2 separate regions of the Mus musculus genome follow, and region 2 is linked to region 1. A link is a loop called in an ENCODE intact Hi-C map of the cell type or tissue named here. Cell type or tissue: left cerebral cortex. All regions are shown on one strand. Each heading gives the region's core, and the rest is flanking DNA. Links, peaks and the distances in the headings are about the cores only. Region 1 overlaps Zkscan6 (zinc finger with KRAB and SCAN domains 6). Region 2 has its middle 42 kb from the start of Pirt.

The links. A loop is a pair of places that touch in the nucleus more often than their neighbours do. Peaks named below come from ENCODE experiments on the same cell type or tissue, not always from the same donor. Only the 100,000 strongest peaks of a DNase experiment are listed, where the experiment ranks them.
Region 2: a loop joins it to region 1, with 3 times the contacts of the local background. A loop is called at or near these places in 10 of 42 quality-filtered maps.

The regions. Positions count from the first base shown.
Region 1 is chr11:65,818,264-65,824,626 of GRCm38, forward strand. It overlaps Zkscan6 (zinc finger with KRAB and SCAN domains 6), which reads left to right. Exons shown (of 7, transcript NM_001302374.1): 5 at 3,667-3,751; 6 at 4,562-4,675. Among named protein-coding and RNA genes, the nearest start is that of Zkscan6, 14 kb to the left of the region's middle. In left cerebral cortex, for the core only: CTCF peaks have their summits at 2,137 (motif pointing right) and 2,735; DNase peaks (open chromatin) are centred at 2,198 and 2,758.
Region 2 is chr11:66,866,691-66,873,053 of GRCm38, forward strand. No RefSeq gene overlaps it. Among named protein-coding and RNA genes, the nearest start is that of Pirt, 42 kb to the right of the region's middle. In left cerebral cortex, for the core only: no CTCF peak of the experiment used is centred there; a DNase peak (open chromatin) is centred at 2,859.

The DNA.
Region 1 (6,363 bases), core at 1,616-4,115:
AGTGAATGCAGGGGCATGCTCTGGTGGGCAGTGTGTTCAGGGGGATGTCCTGGTGAGCAGTATCTGCAGGGTGGAAGTGCTGGTGAACAATGTATGGGTGGATGTGTTGGCTAAATTGACGACTCACATCCTGCTTGAAATTATGTCATCCACTCAGAATGACACACAGTTGCTGGGTGTGGTGGCACACCTGTATTTCTAGCCCTTTTAAAAACAAAGTGGTATGTGTTGTAGATTCAAGGACAATTTAGACTACAAAGTGAGTTTCAAGCCACAGTGAACTGTACTGAAGACACTGTCTCAAAAAACAAGCAGACAGATTATAAATGAAAGAATGTACAACTTAAAGCCTAGGAATTATTTATGAAATATTCCATTTGATGCTCTCAGTCATCAGTTGACAGTGGGTAACCGAAACCTGAGATGTGAAAATAGAGATGGGCAGGATTGTGGCTGAGCACCCGAGAAGTCTGCTACCCAGGGCCAAGGTTCATTTGAAAACTGTCTACTGATTCCTTTTTCTTTGCCAGCAGTCTCATCCCATGGTGTTTACTTTCTGCAGTACTTTGTAAATCCTGGGTGTTATTCCCTGTGTGAAGTGTGGCTCATAGGGATTTCCTCCCATCCTGGGGCTGTGTGTTCTGCTGCGTTGTGTCCTGGCTGTGCAGAGGGTTTGGATTTTTATGAGGTCCATCTGTTGGCACTTGGTCCTTGATTGTTTCTGACAGTTCCTATGCTGGCAGTGTTCTATTCAGAAAGTTCTTGTCTACTCCAGTGTCTTGAAGAGTTGTCCCTGTGGTTTCCTCTACAAGTTTCAGCACTTAGGGTTTTAAATTAAGGTCTTTGGTTCATTTTTTAGTTGATTTTTGTACAAGGTGAAAGATAAGAATTTAATTTCACCCTCAGGTAGATAACTGGTTTTGCCAGCACCATTTATTGAACAGCTATCTTTTTTCCAATGTAACTTTTGGCCTCTGTGGTAAAAAATGAAGTGTACATAGCTTTGTCATCTTACTTTTAGGTCCAGTAGACCTATACCATTGGCGCTAGTTTTATTTTAAAACCAAGCTGTCTCTCTCTTTTTTTTTCAACAATTTATCATTTCATTTATATGAGAACACTGTAGTTGTCTTCAGACACACCAGAAGAGGGCATCGGATCCCGTTACAGATGGTTGTGAGCCACCATGTGGACGCTGGGAATTGAACTCAGGGCCCCCAGAAGAGCAGTCAGTGCTCTTAACCACTGAGCCATCTCCCCAGCCCAAACCAAGCTGTGTCTTAACTTTATGAAAGGACTATTGCTTCTGGAGTATGTAGGGACAGTCCAGAGAATTGGTTAATATATTTAAACATTACAGACAGCATCCGTTACCTGTTCTGGATAACTTGAAAGATCAAGGCCAGGCATGGTGGGCACTTGCCTGTAATTCTAGCACTCAGAAGCCTGAGACAGCAGTATTAGCATTTCAGGCCAGTCACAAAATAAAACAAAGAACAAATATGATGATTACATACACATACACAGTGCCTGTATTAGGTAATTGGTGACTGACTATACACACCGGGTATTTGTATTAGTCAACTGGTGACTATACATATTTACAGCTCCTCGGTTAGCCAATTGACAAGTATAAATATGCACAGTGTCTGTATTACCTGATTAGTAGCTCCACACACACACAGTACCTGTTATGGCTGAATGATGACTCTATATACACACACACACACACACACACACACACACACACACACAGCCCTTATTAGCCGACTGGACTGGCAATTATACACATACACAGTGCCTGTATTAGCTGATCGGTGACTATATACACATGATGTATTAGTTGACAACTGCCTACCAACCACTGAGGTAAATAAGTCATCCTTACATATCCCAATAACTGCCAACCCCAACCATTATCAGCTTTAGCAAAACTTTCATATTTATTTAATGGAGTTCTTTGAAAAATTAAGGGAAATTTAAATAATCCCCTACCTCCAGTTTTGTCTGTTAATTTGAAGTTTCGATAATTGTTTCAGAATGCAGAGGGGATGTGATTATCATAGTATGTCATTATCAGAAGCTCTGACTGGGTAGAGTGCCCCTACTCTATTTGAGTTGACGGTGGCATAGCTGATAAGCCCACAAGATGGTGCTCTTTCCGCTTGGGAACAGGCTTTTCCATCAGAGCACACAGTGGACTTTGGGACTTTGAAAGGGAAAGGTACAGCTGCTGGTACCCTGCATCTAGAGTAGGGTTGCACTCAGGCCTCAGCTTCTTGGCAGTGTTGGAGTGTAGCTTTCAGCCATGGGTGCCATGCTCAGTGACTCTGGACTGTCAGTTGGCTGACGGTGATGTTGGAGCTTCCAGTGCTTGGGCTCTCTTGCTTGCCGCTTCACAGAGCAACAACTGTTGCAGTGCCCTGGGGAATGTCCAGTGTCCAAAAGCTGCCATCATGTCAGGGGCTTGCATGGCATCCTTTTCCCTGACAGCTCTCAAATGAAGGGCTTGTGGGTTCGACCTGAGGACTCCTGTTTCCAGAAGTTTCATTCATGTAACACTAACAAAATAATAAGTTTAAATTTAATTTTGTATTTACAGTATAGTTAAGAATTTTGAACTTTTGAGCATTCTGATGTTTTTCATACCAAAAATTCTCTTCTCCTTTCCCTGACTTCTCTCTCGCACGCTCAGTCTGCTAATTGCAGACTTCCTCTCTCCTGGAGGCCTTGCTGACGCTAGGTGGCAGACTTGCTTTAGGACTCTGGTGAGAAGCTCACGGTGTCCTGTGGTAACAGAGGTGCTTGGATTTCTTCTTTCAAACTTCCCAACACGCTTAGTGCAAACGGCCAGCAGGTGGGGACCAAGACCCCAAAAGGTTAAGTCACTTGCCCACGATCACACAGTAGAAAGTGGTCAATCTGGGACTTGAGGTCTAGTGTGTACACTCCACAGAGTGCTGCCAGTTACTCTGGGTTGCTAATGTCAGCTTCTTTGTGGGGAGAATGAAATTTAATTTTGCAAAGTAGATGGAATTGAGGTGGGTGGCCTTTCCTGTGTTGGGTCTTCAGCCTACAGTTGAAGAGGAGAAAGGCTACTTTGTCTAACAGTGGAGCACTGAGTAAAGCCAGCTTCCCTGAGTAAGCCGTTGAGGGACTCCAGGTGGATGCAGTTGTGACTCCTGATGCCTTTGTCTTGGAATCAGGGCTTACAGCTGTCAACTCTTGGTACCTTTTCGCTCATTTACAATGACCTTTCTCACTAATTTCCCTTTCACTGTTTTCCCTTTCTTTTGGATTTCTAGGTTGCTAATAGTGGGGATAGCTGGCACCCAGTGTCAGAAGAGCTACGGCTCTTGAAAGAGACAAGAGCAAGGGTCAGGGTGTGTGGTATTCTTCACTCCTAATTTGTTTCATAGAACCAAACCAAACCAAAACCCAGAAGTGCGCCCCTAATGTTTTATCAACTGGGCAAGCAATGGGGATCTGAGACCTGTCATCCTCCCATTGTTCTCTTTGTCCTTGACAGGGACTCACTTGCTCCAGTGAGTTCTTAGGTCTCCTGTTGACCAGGGTCCACAGCGCATGCCTTCCTCTCGGCTTTCTGTGGTTTGGAAGCAGGTTTAAGCACCTTCATTGGAATGATACATCTGTGATTTCCCCCAGGAGCAGTGGAGACACCTGGATTCTACTCAGAAGGAACAGTACTGGGATCTCATGCTGGAGACCTATGGGAAAATGGTCTCAGGAGGTGAGGGCATGTTGTCCACCTGATGAGAGGAGATGAAAAGACTGGGAAACTGTTAGGTATTCTCTGTGCATTCCAGGAGGCACCTGTTGAAGGGGTGTGTAACAGAAGGCATTGGTGCTGCTATAGAAAGTTGATGAGTTAGAAACAGCAGGCATATAAGAATGTCCCAGTATTTAAAGTGTTCTGTTCTCCAGGAACTGCGTGATTGTGTTAACTATAGTAATACCTTTCATTTATGAAACACATTAAATGGGCGTGGTGATATTACTATTCCCCACCCTCCAGCCCCATTTTTCCCCTTTTGACACAGGGTCTCACTAGGTAGCCCTGGTTGACCTGGAAATTACTAGATAGATTAGGCTGCCCTTGACCTTACAGAGATCCACCTGTCTTTGCTTCTTGAATGCTGGGATTAAAGGGGTGTGCCACCATGCTCACCCATAGGATTCCCTTTTTAAAGATGTTGGAAGTGAGCATCATCAGATCAAGGACTTGCTCAATCTTCTACAGCTCCCAAGGGCTGAGTTAATGTGGAAGCAGGTGTTACTGGCTTTAGGTCCATATTCTTTTTCCTACTAAACTGAACTGCCTCATGCAAGATACGAGTCCCTGTTTTGATGTTTGCACCAGACTGCCAGTGGTCCCTGGGTCCTTGTCACCTGTCTAGATTCTTGTTTTCATGGCATTCACCATATGTCCTTATCATCTAGTTCTCTGGTGAGTGTATATAAGTGACTCGATGTCTGGGCTTCTCTTTTGAGCTCCCAGACGTCACTGTTTATCTAAGCCCACAAAATTTCTCTCTCTCAGTAGCAGGCATTTCCAACTCCAAACCTGACTTGACTAACTTAGCAGAATATGGGGAAGAGCTGGTGGGCCTGCACCTTCACGGCGCTGAGAAGATGGCAAGACTCCCCTGCAAAGGTCAGTGGTATCATAGTCTCTAGCCATTTCTGACCTCTGCAGATCAAACTGCAGGTGGTGGGTGAAGTAGTTATTGCATTAATTATAGCTAACTGTGATCTTGACTACCTGCAGTTGCTGGCTGCAGGGCTGTAGGTATATTTATTTAACCATGAAAGAAAGAGCACATGTTGGATCTACTGTCAGTCTTGTCTATTTCAATAGTTTGCCTTCTCAGAGAGAACTAATATTCAGACAACATGAGGCCAATATAGGTAGTTAAAATTTCCTCAGAAAGACTCCATGTAATAGCCAGTACATCAGTAAAGAAATTCAGAGAAAATACTTTTTGGATTTGTAAAAAACTTGTATTTGTTAGCCTGTGTTTATGACCTGTGTGAGGGTATGCTGTGCCTTTGCATGTATCCCAAGGCCAGAGCGCAGCCTCATGCGGCCATTTGCATGAGTCCCGAGGCCAGAGCGCAGCCTCATGCGGCCGTCTCCACTGTTGTGGGGGCCGTCAGGCTTGGGTAGAAAGCGCTCCTACCACTGAGCCGTCTTGCTGGCCCAAACCAAACTTTCTCAACCCAATCCCAATCAGTGCTAACCACCTACTTCAGCAAAATAAACAAACAGAAGAGTGTTCTATATGGTCTCTGTGGACCTGGACTTCATTAAACAGCAGCATCAATTGATGCTTAGCATGTTTGAAGACTGGCAATAAATCTGAATTTTTTAAATAGGTCACTCCCATGTGTACACACATGCCCATGTACATGTGTGTTGAATTCTAGAATCCTGGAGAAGGAAAAGGACTCAGATTATCCTTTTCCTAATGGAGTCTAATCATTTTCCTCTGCTAATGTACTACAGACAATAAGAGTTGATAGATATGGCTTTATTATCAATTGTTTTTTTGTTCTGGGAGTCACGTCAGATTTTGTACATGCGAACCACACATTCCACCCAGTTCTGATTTTAATTTGGAGCAGTATATTTACTATTTCACAAGAGTTCCTTTGGAACAATCGATTGACACCTTGTCATGTCATCAGGGAAGACAGGCGAGCAAACTTGGGAGAAGGCGCTTCATGAGTGTTTCCTAGAAAAGGAGCCTGGGAAGACTGGGGCTATCTGCTTCACCTCGTAGGATTAATATTATAAATTTTGAATTTTAAAATTTTTGGTATATGGGTATTTTATCTGCATATATCTACACCACATGCATTGCATGGTGTTCAAGGAGGCCAGAAAAGGCCATCAGATTCCCCAGAACTGGAGTGCACACAGTTAATGAGCTCCCACATGGGTGCTGAGAACAGAACCCAGGTCCTCTGTAAGAACAGTAAGTGGTCTTATACACTGAGCCTGTTATTGTTATTATTATTATTATTACCATTATTATTTTAGAGATGATTTTTTTGACATATTTATATTCCCAGTAAGAGTGAGTAAGAACAGAGCTTGCCTAACCTTTTAGCAGTTGGGTTTTATTTGTGATATTCAGCTCATTATATCCCAGCTGTTTTCTGTTTGGCTTGGGGTTTTGTTGTTTTTTTTTCCATCCATCCTTCTTGCTGACTTGGCCCCATTAGATTCTGCCTTGCATAGCCTGTCTTTATAGCTTGAGATAGAACTGAGAGAAAGCGTAGTAGAAGTAAGTGTGGGAAGATTAATTTGGAGGTCATGAGGACAGATGGGAAGAGAAC
Region 2 (6,363 bases), core at 1,629-4,128, 1.0 Mb after region 1:
GCCAAGCATATGCCTTGTGTTCGGTACAAAGCAGTACCCTTTCAAGACCCCATAAAGACTTTCTAACAACTTGATATGGATGGATGGGTGGATGAATGGATGGATGGATGGACAGATGGATGGGCAGAAAGCTGAGCAGATGTTGGGATAATAGAAGGGTGTTAAGTTAAAGGGCTATCAGATGCCACTCTGGCTCTTCAAGGTCCTGGTCATGCCTTGTGAAACAAGAATGAAAATTCATGAACAATCTGTAAGTTTGGTTACTGGATTTTGAATCCTGGTACCTCAAAGTTGAAGCACTAGGTTTATTAGTTACTTTCCCTATTTGGGACAAAACACCTGGTAAAAGCAACTTAAGGAGTAGAGGGTTCACATGGCTCACAGTCTGAGAGTGCACAGTCTATCATGCCAGAGGTGCATGGGCAGCAGAGGAGTGGAGGGGTCATGTGGCTTACAGTCTGAGGGTGTATAGTCCATTATGCCAGAGATGCATAGGCAGCCAAGGAGTGAGGTAGCTGGCCATGTTATGCCCACAGTCAGGAAACAAATATATGAAAGTTTTTCTTGTTTTCCCTGTTGTATTCACCCCAGAACCTGAACTTAGTGGTCTGATACCTCTCACATGAGTGATCTTCTCACCTCAGCTAAATCTCACTGGAAACGACCTCACAGACACACCTAGAGGCATTGTTTCCTGGGTGATTTTAGATCCAGTCAAATCAACACTGAAGATTCACCAGCACACTAGGAATCTTGGACCACAGTCATTAGGATGCCATTTTCAATTGAGCTTTACTTTCTAGAACTCAGAAGCAGCTCATTAAGGTCTAGATCATTATCACCACCCTGAGGCATAGGCACTCAAAGAACTCTCACTCTTTGCCAGAAAGGTTGATGTGTGTGTTGGAGAGATTTAATCTCACCATCTTAACACTTTACAAGGTAGACATTCATTATCTCTATTTACAGATCAGAAATCAGAGACACTGAAGATAAATGACTTACCTGATGTCACAGCTAAAAATCTGATGGGCCCAAGATGAAAACCTAATTGGAACCTCAGCTCTTGATCCTTTCAGAACTTCATACCAATTGCTCCCCCCCCCCCCAAAATGCAATCTCTGTCTGACATTATATGTTGGGCATTGGGCATATTGTCTCAAATGGCTTGCTTTTCACAGCAATTCTGAACCATTCTTCTAGATGATCAAAACTAGGTCTCAGAGAAGTTGTAGCACCTGTCCAGGGTCACAGTGCAAGCTCATGACATAGGTGTGTTTGGCAGAAGTCTGACTACACTGTCAAGCTCCTTTTATAGAAGCAGGGAGGGCAATGGAGGTCAGAAAAAGGTCAAAAAATGACTAAGGTCAGTATCATCAAACAGTGAGAAAGGTGGGACCTGATTCAAAGTTGCCATTCTATCAGGAGTAGCACAGACCCTAAGATCTGTGTCCTGTATCCAGGACATGCTCATAGTTGGAGTGGAACACTATCAAAGGAATTATGGGGGAGGGGAAGCGGAGGGAATGAAGTTTGGCCCTGGTGGGAGATGAGTTGCTTCCCAGAAAGCAACCAAACCTCGCCCTGTCCTTCCTTCCCCAGGCTGCAGACCAAGTCAAGCAGAGATGTAATTGTGACAGATAGACAGTGAGAACGTTGCTCTGCCTGGGGATTATGCTTCTGATTTTGGAAAGAAAGTAGCCTAAAGCCAGCCTCATCTGGAAGAGGTCACAACTCTGCCTGGGCACTGGAGTGTAAACTCCCTGCTGGCTTTGGATCCTATTATTTATCTTCCTCCCTGAACTCTTTCGTGTACTGTTGACTTTCTCACTGGAGGTGCAATTATTTAACATGGAGCCGAAGCCGGGAGAAGACTGCGCATTTTAATCAAAGCACCGAATGAGGGAGTCTAGATGACTTTACAAAATGTATTGGAGGGGAATTTTGCAGAGCAATGTCTGGGTATCAGGTAATTAAGTAAAAAGGGAAAAATAACTTCCCAAGGGGCGTAAACAAACACATGGAGTTAGGCTCACTTCAACATTTATGCTGAGTGAGGAAAATGGATTTCCGAGTGAACTGTTGATCATAAACTAGGGCTGCTTCCTGTAATATCAAAATAAACAGACTTCATGAGACTGGGAGTCTGCTGCAAGTAGAGGTAGGGGGAAACAGCCATTTCCTTACAGTGGTAAGGAAAGTGAAGCCTGAGGCCTTGAAGGGCAAAGTGACTTTCTCAAGGCCCCGTGGCAGCTGAGACTATATCCTGGCTCTCTGATTCCCAGGCCTGAGTTAATTCTCAACAAAGAAGCCAAGGCTGCTTAGGGGCCATCCACGAATAACAGCAAAAGAGCAATAATAAGGACAGTGATGACAAAAATAGTGAGAGCTGGCATCCCATCCATGAAAGCACATGCCAGGCATATATACCTTGTGCTCCGTGCCCATTATCCAATGTGGGACCCTCCCGAGACTCCATGAAGAAAATGCTACTGCTATCCTCATACAGAGGTCAGTGGACAGAGGCAGGACGTAAGAAACCAGCTGAGTATTCCCCAACTAGAGAATGTCATAGAGTAGGTGTCACATGCAGACCCCTACCATACTCCACTCTACAGTCTTTGAACATCCAAAGCCTTTGCCTGTTTGCTAAGACCTCTAGTCCTCAATCCTAAAAGTCTTGGTCCCTGGGCTCCTGCTTCTATGTAACTCTCCTATACCCATTTATACCACGTTTATCCTGAGGAGAAAAGAGATCCATCCATCATTTCCCCTGAAGGATAGCAAGAGCAGGTGAAAGCAGAGAAAGTACAGATGCTCTTGTGAGCTTTGGCATCACATGGGAGCATCCCACACAGCATCTGCAACAGTCTACTGGAAACCGCACACTAGACTACTTCTTCTGAGGCCTGGAACACATTGCACATTTTCTCACAAAGTTGTCTCGCTTTTCCCTCTTCCAAAGGTCTCATGTCAGCTCCTCGGGTCTTATTTCTCCCTTATTCTCCTCCCCTCTGTCTCTTTTCCTCTTCCTTCTTTTCGAGAAGAGAAGAGAACCAACAATTTATTTCCGTGGACACCCATGCCTTCAGGGTCTCACCTTCAACCCTGAGCATCTTATCAAGGTTTTCTCCAGGACAGAGGCAATTTTCCTTTTCAGAGAGAGATTCTGGAGCGAACTGCTAAAATAAAATTCATTATTCAGTTGGTGACACCAATAACTAAGAGGTCTCTCCTTGCATTTTTTAAAAGCTGGTATGTTTGTTTATCTGTGCGTCATAGGGTTTCTACAGGATAACCTATACTGGGAACTACAGAAGTTGAGTTCCTGCATTTATTATGCCTCCTCTAGTGTTTGTCTCTCCTTGACTTTCAGCCTCCAAGACATCCTAATGATACAAACTTTATTTGGGCTGAGACTGCAGAATATCTTGCCACCTCCTGATCCCAACCTCTGAGCAATGACTTTCAGGAAACACACATACTGAAATGTGCTTTGAAATAAAGGCTTTATTTTGTCCCATTATCCTCCCTAGAACCTAGCAGAGAACCTGAGATGGGAGTGATGTGCTCACTCAACATGAGCACCCAGTCATGTCCAAAGTTTCTATGTTCTAGGTAGTCTTTGAAAGTACATGAATAACAAAAAAATTAAGCCCTTAAATTCAAAAACGTGTCTATACCGAATGACACTGACATTCGTGGATATAGGTCCTGGAGACAGCCTTAATGCATCTTCTTGGGAGGTTCTTATCATCTTTGCAAACACTACATGTCAGGTGGCAGTGGAACCTATACTTGGCTCTTGCTTGTATCATGCCCTTGGCCAGTGACTGGGCTATACGTGTCTACTGTTGTAGGTCCTGCTTGGCTTTGAGCTGACTCATGGAGCTGACTTGGGTCAGTAAGATGGTGGTGAGAACAAGGGAAGATGAAGTTTGTGGGGTGGAATTGCATGTAGGGTTAGGCATTTGCACATCTCCCACCACCATCAGGCAAGTCTGGACTACCCTGCTCAGGCAGAAGGGAGGGCCCTAGCTAGGCACCTCAGCAAAAGGCTAATTCAGATTGACCAGGTAGCCAGAGAGGTTTGCAGAACCCAGGACTAAGTGCCATCTGACTCCAGATACATAAGAAAAATGTACTCATTAGGAAGCTATTCCGGTTTTATGGTTATTTTTATGCAATATTACTGTAGTAGTAGTAGATAAATGATATAAAATTTTTAAGATATCATGGAACACCTAAAGTGGCCCGAGTAAGCACAGAATAGAATGAGAGGAGGTGTTGTGTGTTAATTCCCTTGGTAAGACTGCAAACATTTGGAGTGTTCAATACAAGACCACTTTTCAACACCTGAGTGAGAAATCTTAAATGTTTCCAATATTTGAAATTTTTGATAAATTAAAGCTGAAGATACAAGGGCCGGAGAGATGGCTCCGTGGTTAATAGCACTTCCTGCTCCTGCAGAAGACCCAGATTTGATTCCCAGCACCCACATGGTAGGTCACAAACATCTGTAACTTCTGTTCCAGGGAACCTAATCCCTTCTTCTGACCTTCATGAGCACCAAGAACACACATGGTGTGTACATACATACATACATGTAGACAAAATATTCATAAAATAAATACATCTAATTTTTAGAAAGGTAACGTTGTCAAATGCAGATTCATTAAAGGTGAGGACAAAATGTGGGATAAGTTAAATATTTCTCATGTAATAAGTATTCCTCATGCAACAGATTGAGCCTTTTAACATTGGGTGGGGGGCAGAATAACCCTGCATGCAGCCTTATTTGGATATAACATTAAATGCCTAAGCATGCCCTTCATAAATGTGAGATTTGAAACTAATGGCCTCTGTGCTGCCCTGTTCCAGTCCAGTCTAAAATTGAGGGTGTGAAGACAGAGGAGATGTTGGTGAGAACTGAGATTTAATAATGACTCTTGGAGCTGAATTAAGTAATGAAGTAACTGAGTTGATAGCAAGGAGAAAGTGCACCCTGATTTATCCAGGGTCCTCCCAAAAGAACCCCCACAGACCCCTGGAAAATCCCTCAACCACAGCTACAAGGCTTGATGCATGAACCCCCATCTTGGCCATCTTGGCTACCAAAAAAGCTTTGGACCATCCCACCAGCACCTCAGAACAGTTTTCAAGTCTCTTAAGACCTAACAGCAAGAAGCAGGGTTAATACCAGTATCACATCGCCACCTAATGGTCACTCTTGTAAAATCATAATCTCCATTTCTGATATTTATGAGCCTCCTTGGAGGCAAAGGCTGCTTGCTAGTCGGACCTAGAAATTCACACACACACACACACACACACACACACACACACACACACACACACGAACACGCAAGCATGGGCACACGTATGAGCATGCACATGATGCACAAACAGGTCTATACAAGATTCTTTATACACATCCTGGCATGAACCATTACATAGTGACTGCAGTTATTAACACCATTATTTTATTATTGCCACACTACTGTAGAAATACCTGGCTGAGGCTTTGAAGTTAATTGGGTTTAGGGGAAATTAGATTTTTAAGAGATATTAAGAATCCATGTCTTCCTAGATTTCATTCAATAAACAGGCACTAAATGTTTAGTGCACACCAGCACTGCACTATGTAACTGAATCCAAGTGGAAAAGATATTAAAACAGCTACATTGTAGCACCCTGCAGTACAGCATCTCCAAAGCTGAAGAGGAGGTGGGCATTCAGGCAGCCCACTCTCAAGTGCTGTAAAGAGACACTTCCCCACAGTGTCAGAGTGGTGGTGATTGCTGGGCACATGCTGCAGCTTCCTGCCATCCAAATCTCGACCATGGATGCTACCGTGGTCCTGCAGGCTGGAGTCTGATGTCGGCCTATCTTCAGCACTTTGAAGAGTTCTTGGTTTTAAAGCGGCAGGTGGGAAACTTCCTTGCAATGAAGAGACCGTAGGTTTATAAAGAGTGATCATGCGGTAGGGCTTGGGATGATGGAGCAGGAGGATGTCTGTGAGTGTTTGGGTGGCTCCTTGGTGTCCCTGCATTGGTGTCATTGGTGGGTGGGCCTCACGTTAGCCTTGAAGGCTGAATGGGTTTGTGAAAGGTACACTCTTCCTTTCTGTCATCTGCTACACCCACTGGATTTTTATTACCAACCATGTTCTTCAGACCCCTCCTTTGGACTCCTTGCCAGACCTGGATTCATTTCTGTAGGCTTACACACTTTTTCCACTACTGAAAGTTGCTCTGTTCCACCTCATTCTCATACGTGGTTGGCACTCTGCATGTACCTGCAGGTCCCCAGCGCCCCCCTCCCCCAATCAGCCATTGCATGCTGGCAGCTGTACAACCCAGG